2 separate regions of the Homo sapiens genome follow, and region 1 is linked to region 2. The links are chromatin contacts, found by Hi-C or POLR2A ChIA-PET in ENCODE. All regions are on one chromosome and are shown on one strand. The core of a region is the stretch at or near the end of the contact, and the rest is flanking DNA. Distances in the headings are between cores, read along the strand shown. Region 1 overlaps FAM227B (family with sequence similarity 227 member B). Region 2 has its middle 30 kb from the start of ATP8B4.

The links. A loop is a pair of places that touch in the nucleus more often than their neighbours do. ChIA-PET counts read pairs that join two places held with the same protein, here RNA polymerase II (POLR2A). Pooled maps may share reads with other maps.
Region 1: a map of endothelial cell of umbilical vein shows a loop between it and region 2 (5-fold over the local background). The contact joins two enhancer-like sites. A Hi-C loop is called at or near these places in 1 of 168 maps with a recorded cell type or tissue (endothelial cell of umbilical vein), 3 of 37 single-sample maps with no recorded cell type and 13 of 50 pooled maps. POLR2A ChIA-PET finds 5 or more read pairs at or near these places in 3 of 52 experiments (AG04450, activated B cell and endothelial cell of umbilical vein).

The regions. Positions count from the first base shown.
Region 1 is chr15:49,470,577-49,473,276 of GRCh38, reverse strand. All of the region lies in intron 11 of FAM227B (family with sequence similarity 227 member B), which reads left to right. All of the region lies in intron 2 of FGF7 (fibroblast growth factor 7), which reads right to left. Among named protein-coding and RNA genes, the nearest start is that of FGF7, 49 kb to the right of the region's middle. RefSeq lists an enhancer at 1,169-1,218. Within about 2 kb of position 1,401, at least 2 of the 41 ENCODE cell types and tissues checked have a DNase peak (open chromatin) inside an H3K27ac peak, as active enhancers do.
Region 2 is chr15:50,147,969-50,150,744 of GRCh38, reverse strand. It overlaps a transcript of ATP8B4 not described here. Among named protein-coding and RNA genes, the nearest start is that of ATP8B4, 30 kb to the right of the region's middle. Within about 2 kb of position 1,409, at least 2 of the 41 ENCODE cell types and tissues checked have a DNase peak (open chromatin) inside an H3K27ac peak, as active enhancers do.

The DNA of each region.
Region 1 (2,700 bases), core at 152-2,651, 680 kb after region 2:
TATAATAGTGAACATCATCATGACTTCATTAAATGACAAAAGGATGAGTTAACTAAACTGTGAGTAAATCTGTCTCATCTTTCTAAATTCCTGGCATTCATATTTGATATGTTTGTGGAGGCACTCAAACCATTCTTTTCTAAATTGAAAAAATACAAAAATGTTTTTAAAAAATATTCAGTTGAAAAAAGATTACAGTATGCCTTTAGTTAAATTAATCCCCCAAGTACCTTTGGAAACATGAGTGGTCCACATACAATTGCTTAAGAAATGGTGAGTTTTAATTCAGCCACTTTAATTCTGTTTATAATTTGGCATGGAATAAATCACAAATAACTGATACATGAGTATATTAAAATGTATGGTACCCAAAAAATTAGATACTCCTTTCTCTTATTTGTCATTAGCAAATTTGGGAAATGTCTTCATCTGTAATGTCATGTAACTTTTCCATCTACTATTTATCATTACATCTGTGCTTTTTTTCTACCCATTTGAAGTTACACGTTTTGATTCTAGCCCTTTTCTTATGAGGCATAATAAGCTTTCTATTCTCTTCTTGTCATATCTTTGCCCCTTAAGTCTTCAAGCTTATGACAGTATAATGTCATTCATTGTGATGTTCATTCCTTCAATCATATGTACGCATTTTTCTCCCCAACTTTCTGAGCAAAGACTTTTAATTGTTCCCAACTTTTATTCTCTCCTTTTTCCATAGCAATAGAATTTTTAGCTGACTGCACAAAATAAACTTTCCATTTCCCAGTCTTTTTTGCAGCTTAATGTGGCCATGTGACCAAGTTTTAGCTGATGCGATTTAACTGAAGTGTCCTATGGCAACTTCCAAAAGTCTTCCATAAAAGGTACCCAGCAGAAGCCCTTTATGCTCACTTTTAATCACTTTATTCCACCTTCCTGCTGGAATTTGGATTCTACCTTGGGTTATGAGAACAAAGAGATTATGGAACGGTGAGCTAAATGGACTTGGAAACTTCCAGATGTTTTTGTGGAGCAGAGTTGTCACTCCTCCAGATGTTTATTGCATGGAGAAATAAACAATTTTTTAAGCCAAACTGAATCTTAACTAATGCACCCCAATTTCACTTTACTTCAAATGCGTTCTTCATAAAATGTACATAAAACTCCAGGAGCCTATTTTTTCAGTTATTCTAAGCTAACAGCCAGAAAGACAAGTCTTATTTTCAACACTGTTGTTAATGGCCAGGTGTTTACTTTCACAGCTTTTTTTTTTTTTTCACTTCTAAAGTCATGAGATAAAACTAGAAGAAAAAATGAAAACAACACCTGTGCTGTCATGTCTTTCACTTTCTTATCCAGAACTTCACTGTCACGAGGGATTCCAAGTTTCTTCCGGTGCTGTCATTTATTCCTGCATGTGTCAGCATTTAGTTAGCTTGATACGTCTTTTCTGGCTGCCCTTTAGATCTTGATACACGTGTCAGGAAGACCACAGCTCCCCACTCAGCAAACTGTCAAACCTGTGTTCAGCTGCTTCCTAGCCAAGAAATTACCTAATGTCAGCTAGCTTTTCTGGATGCTCATTATTGTTACATAAAGCATGAGATGCTGTTGTCACTCTCAAAAAGACCAGATTCGCCATTCTTGATTAGAAAATCATAACTTTCCATTTTTGAATAAAACAAGTCATTGATTACTTAACTATGTTCAGTACTCTACATATCTGTCATCTTTCTTCTGTATATAAATTCATTACATTTGCCATATTATTATTATTATTATTATTATTATTATTATTATTATTATTATTATTTTGAGATAGAGTCTCACTCTGTAGCTCAGGCTATAGTGCAGTGGCGCCATCTAGGTGCACTACAACCTCCGCCTCTCAGGTTCAAGCAATTCTCCTCCTTCAGCCTCCTGAGTAGCTGTAATTACAGGTTGTGCCACCACACCAGCTAATTTTTGTATTTTTAGTAGAGGAGGGGTTTTGCCATGTTAGCCAGGCTAGTCTCGAACTCCTGACCTAGGTGATCCACCCACCTCGGCCTCCCAAAGTGCTGGGATTACAGGCACGAGTCACTGTATCCGGCCTCACATTTGCCATATTCTTAATGATGGTTTGGATTCCCTAGCCTCTTTAGAATTTTTCTTCTTGGCTTCCTTTCTGAATTAGTTTTTCTACTCCCTTTAAAAGTACTTATCTTTTCTAATAAGCTGTAGCATAGAAAAGAGTATCAACAAGACTTTTCACTTTCACATCTACTCAAGAAAAACAGTTTATATTATACATGAATTGGTAACCATCTCAGGCACAAGATGTGGAACAAACACAACAAATATGTTCCAGGTGGGCTGCAGTAGTTCCCTTGGTGTCCTTACATCCTGGAATTTCTCCCAGCAAGCTGTTTGAGTTCTTGGATGTATTTCTTTTCATTCTTTCTAGATGACACCCTTGTCACTGCATTTCTACTTCATTGATCTTCTAGAAAGTGATACATAATACTGGAATGTACCACCTTAATGTCAAACTTCAGCAAATATGATAGATCACAAATACTCATTTATACTTAACAGCAATGATCCAAATTATTTCTATCACATTTACACATTCCTCTTGCTATGCCCATTTTTTCAACTTCCAGGCCCAATGGATGTTGAGGCTAAAGCAAAAGAAGTTAGAGAAGTCAAATATCATTTCAAACACAGGTCATTTTGAGA
Region 2 (2,776 bases), core at 160-2,659:
GTTAAATTCTTGCAGAGGTACAACTCTGAACAGAATAATGCTGGCCTAGAACTTGGGGATGATAGCAAACCCCTACGAAACAGACAAAATTAAACTTAATAATGGACTCCAGGTAGGCTAGCCTGAGAGCTTCGCTTCAAACTCCCTTTGTTGCTCAAATGTGGCCAGAAGAGTTTCAGTATGACTCGTAGTCACCAATCATTCCTTCCAAATGTGGGTGTAGATGAGCAACCTGGGACAAATCCATCCTGGTACTGAGGGACATCAAAATCCAACTATAGGTTGATTGATCAGTGATGCTTTTGGAGAAAGATCTTGATGAAAAGGAGGGAAGTGTGAAAGTTCTCAGAATCAAAATGGAGTCCATTGTGTTAAAATCCTCCCTGAGAAATGGATCTGGGGTAGGCCATGCAGAGAAAAGTTCTCATGAAATGCCTGATAACACATACTATCACAAAAGACTCTGCAAAACTCCCAACCTTGCACAAAGACCATCACAGCCTTTTGCAAAAAATACTTTTATGTGGACATTTGCCCAGCAACTCACTGTTCAAGCTCACCTGCTGTCACTCTTGTTACTGTTACTGATCCTTGTAGCCAAGGATAATTATCTCAAAAACCACTATGAAATTTTTTTTTTTTTTGGGACGGAGTCTTGCTCTGTCACCCAGACTGGAGTGCAGTGGCGTGATCTTGGCTCACTGCAACCTCCACCTCCCGGGTTCAAGCGATTCTCCTGCCTCAGCCTCCTGAGTAGCTGGGATTACAGGCACCCTCCACCACACCTGGCTAATTTTTGTGTTTTTAGTAGAGACAGCGTTTTGCCATGTTGGCCAGGCTGGTCTCAAACTCCTGACCTCAGGTGATCCGCCTACCTTGGCCTCTGAAAGTTCTGGGATTACAGGCATGAGCCACTGTGCCCGGCCAACTATGAAATTTTCTTAATTTTTCTCTTAAAAGCCTTTGTCTTCCTTTACTGCCCTGAATACACACATAGTTTACTATGGCATGTGCTTTCCCACTGCAATGCCTTATTCCCAAATACATATCATTTATTTTTAGAGAGTCTTTCTTTGCTATTTAGGTTGATAAATGCCTCTATTAGAATTTCATTCTAATGAAGTAGTTTTTCATTAGATTCACTTCTCTTTTGAGCATATTATCATCATTATCATTATTATTATTGTGGTTATTTCTCTAAAGAGCTCCTCTCTGCAGTTGTTTCCTACCACCTCAGTGGACTCTGTGATGATCAAAGAGATCTGCTTCAAGGCTTAGTGCACATACACATATTATCCCCTCCCATGCTTGCCTTTTGTTTCCTTATAAACTGTTTAACCAGGAAAACAGGTCTGACTGATTTGAAGAGGAAGAGAGGTCAGCAGTCTATCACCAGATCAGACTCTACCAGTGATACTAGGATCTCCTTTCTAACTTCTGGCCTATAGCTTACTCTCTCTTGTCTTCTGTGTTTTATGCTTATGACATGACTCAGATAATATACAGGGACATACTGGGCACTACGGCAGACCTAGCCAATCAATCATGGCATTATCTTAGGCTGAGCCTAATCATGTGTCAGAATTGTTCTTAACACAATGTTCTCAACTGCCACCACCACATTCACATTTAACCCCTGAGATTAGTTCTGCTTATCATCTCTGTAGTATTGATTCATAGATGAACAAGAGAATCACCTGGGAAGCTTTAAAAATAGCATGATGTATTGTTATTTTTAAAAGGGATACTTATCTTTTTGAGATACATACTAAGTACTTATGGATGAAATGATGTTGAACCATTTGAGAGATAGTTGTAGACAATATAACATTTTATTCCTAAATACTTTCAGTACGTATCACTTAAAACAAGAGAATTTTGTAATCTAACTACAACAGAATTATAACACTTGGGAAACTTGAAGTCGATACAATTTTATTATCTAATATTACATTTAATATTATTATCTAATATGAATTCTTATTCAGTTTTCGAATTACTTCAATAATATCTGTGTTAGCCTGTTTTGTGCTGCTATTACAGAGTACCTTAGACTGGGTAATTTATAAAGAACAGAAATTTATTTTTTCATAGTTTTGGAGGCTAGAAAGTCCAAGATCCTTTGCATTAGCAGGTTTGGTTATCTGGTGAAGGCTGTAGCCTCCAAGAAAAGGAATGCTGTGTCCTCACGTGGCAGAAGGTGGAATGGCAAGGAATGCATACTGCATGAAGCCTCTTTTGTAAGGGCCTTAATCCCATTCATGAGGGAGGAGCTCTCATGGCCTAATCCCCTTTTAAAGGCCCCACCTCTTAATACTGTCATATTGGCAACACCTACATTTTGGAGGGGACACATTCAACCCATTGCAATGTCTTATAGCTTTTTTTTTGTAAACCATCCAAAAGCCAATCTAGATTACAGATTGCATTTAATATTAAATATAATTATTTATGTCTTTTATGTTTCCTTTAATCAAGAGCAGTTCCCCAGCTTTTCCTTGGTCTTTAATTGACATTAACATTTTTGGAGTCCAGGCCAGTATTTTGTTGAATGTTCTTTAACTTGGGTTTATGTGATGTTTCCTCATGATTAGATTCAGGTTTTGCAGTTTGGCAGGAACACTAAAGAAGTGGTGTTCTGTCCTTCTCAGTGTGTCAGACCAGGAGGCATCTGCTGCCTGATTGTCCCATTATTGCTCGTATTAAGTTGGATCACTTAGTAGAAATGCTAACTGCTAGATGCATTGGAAAGATATAGTTCTTCTTTGTAATTAAT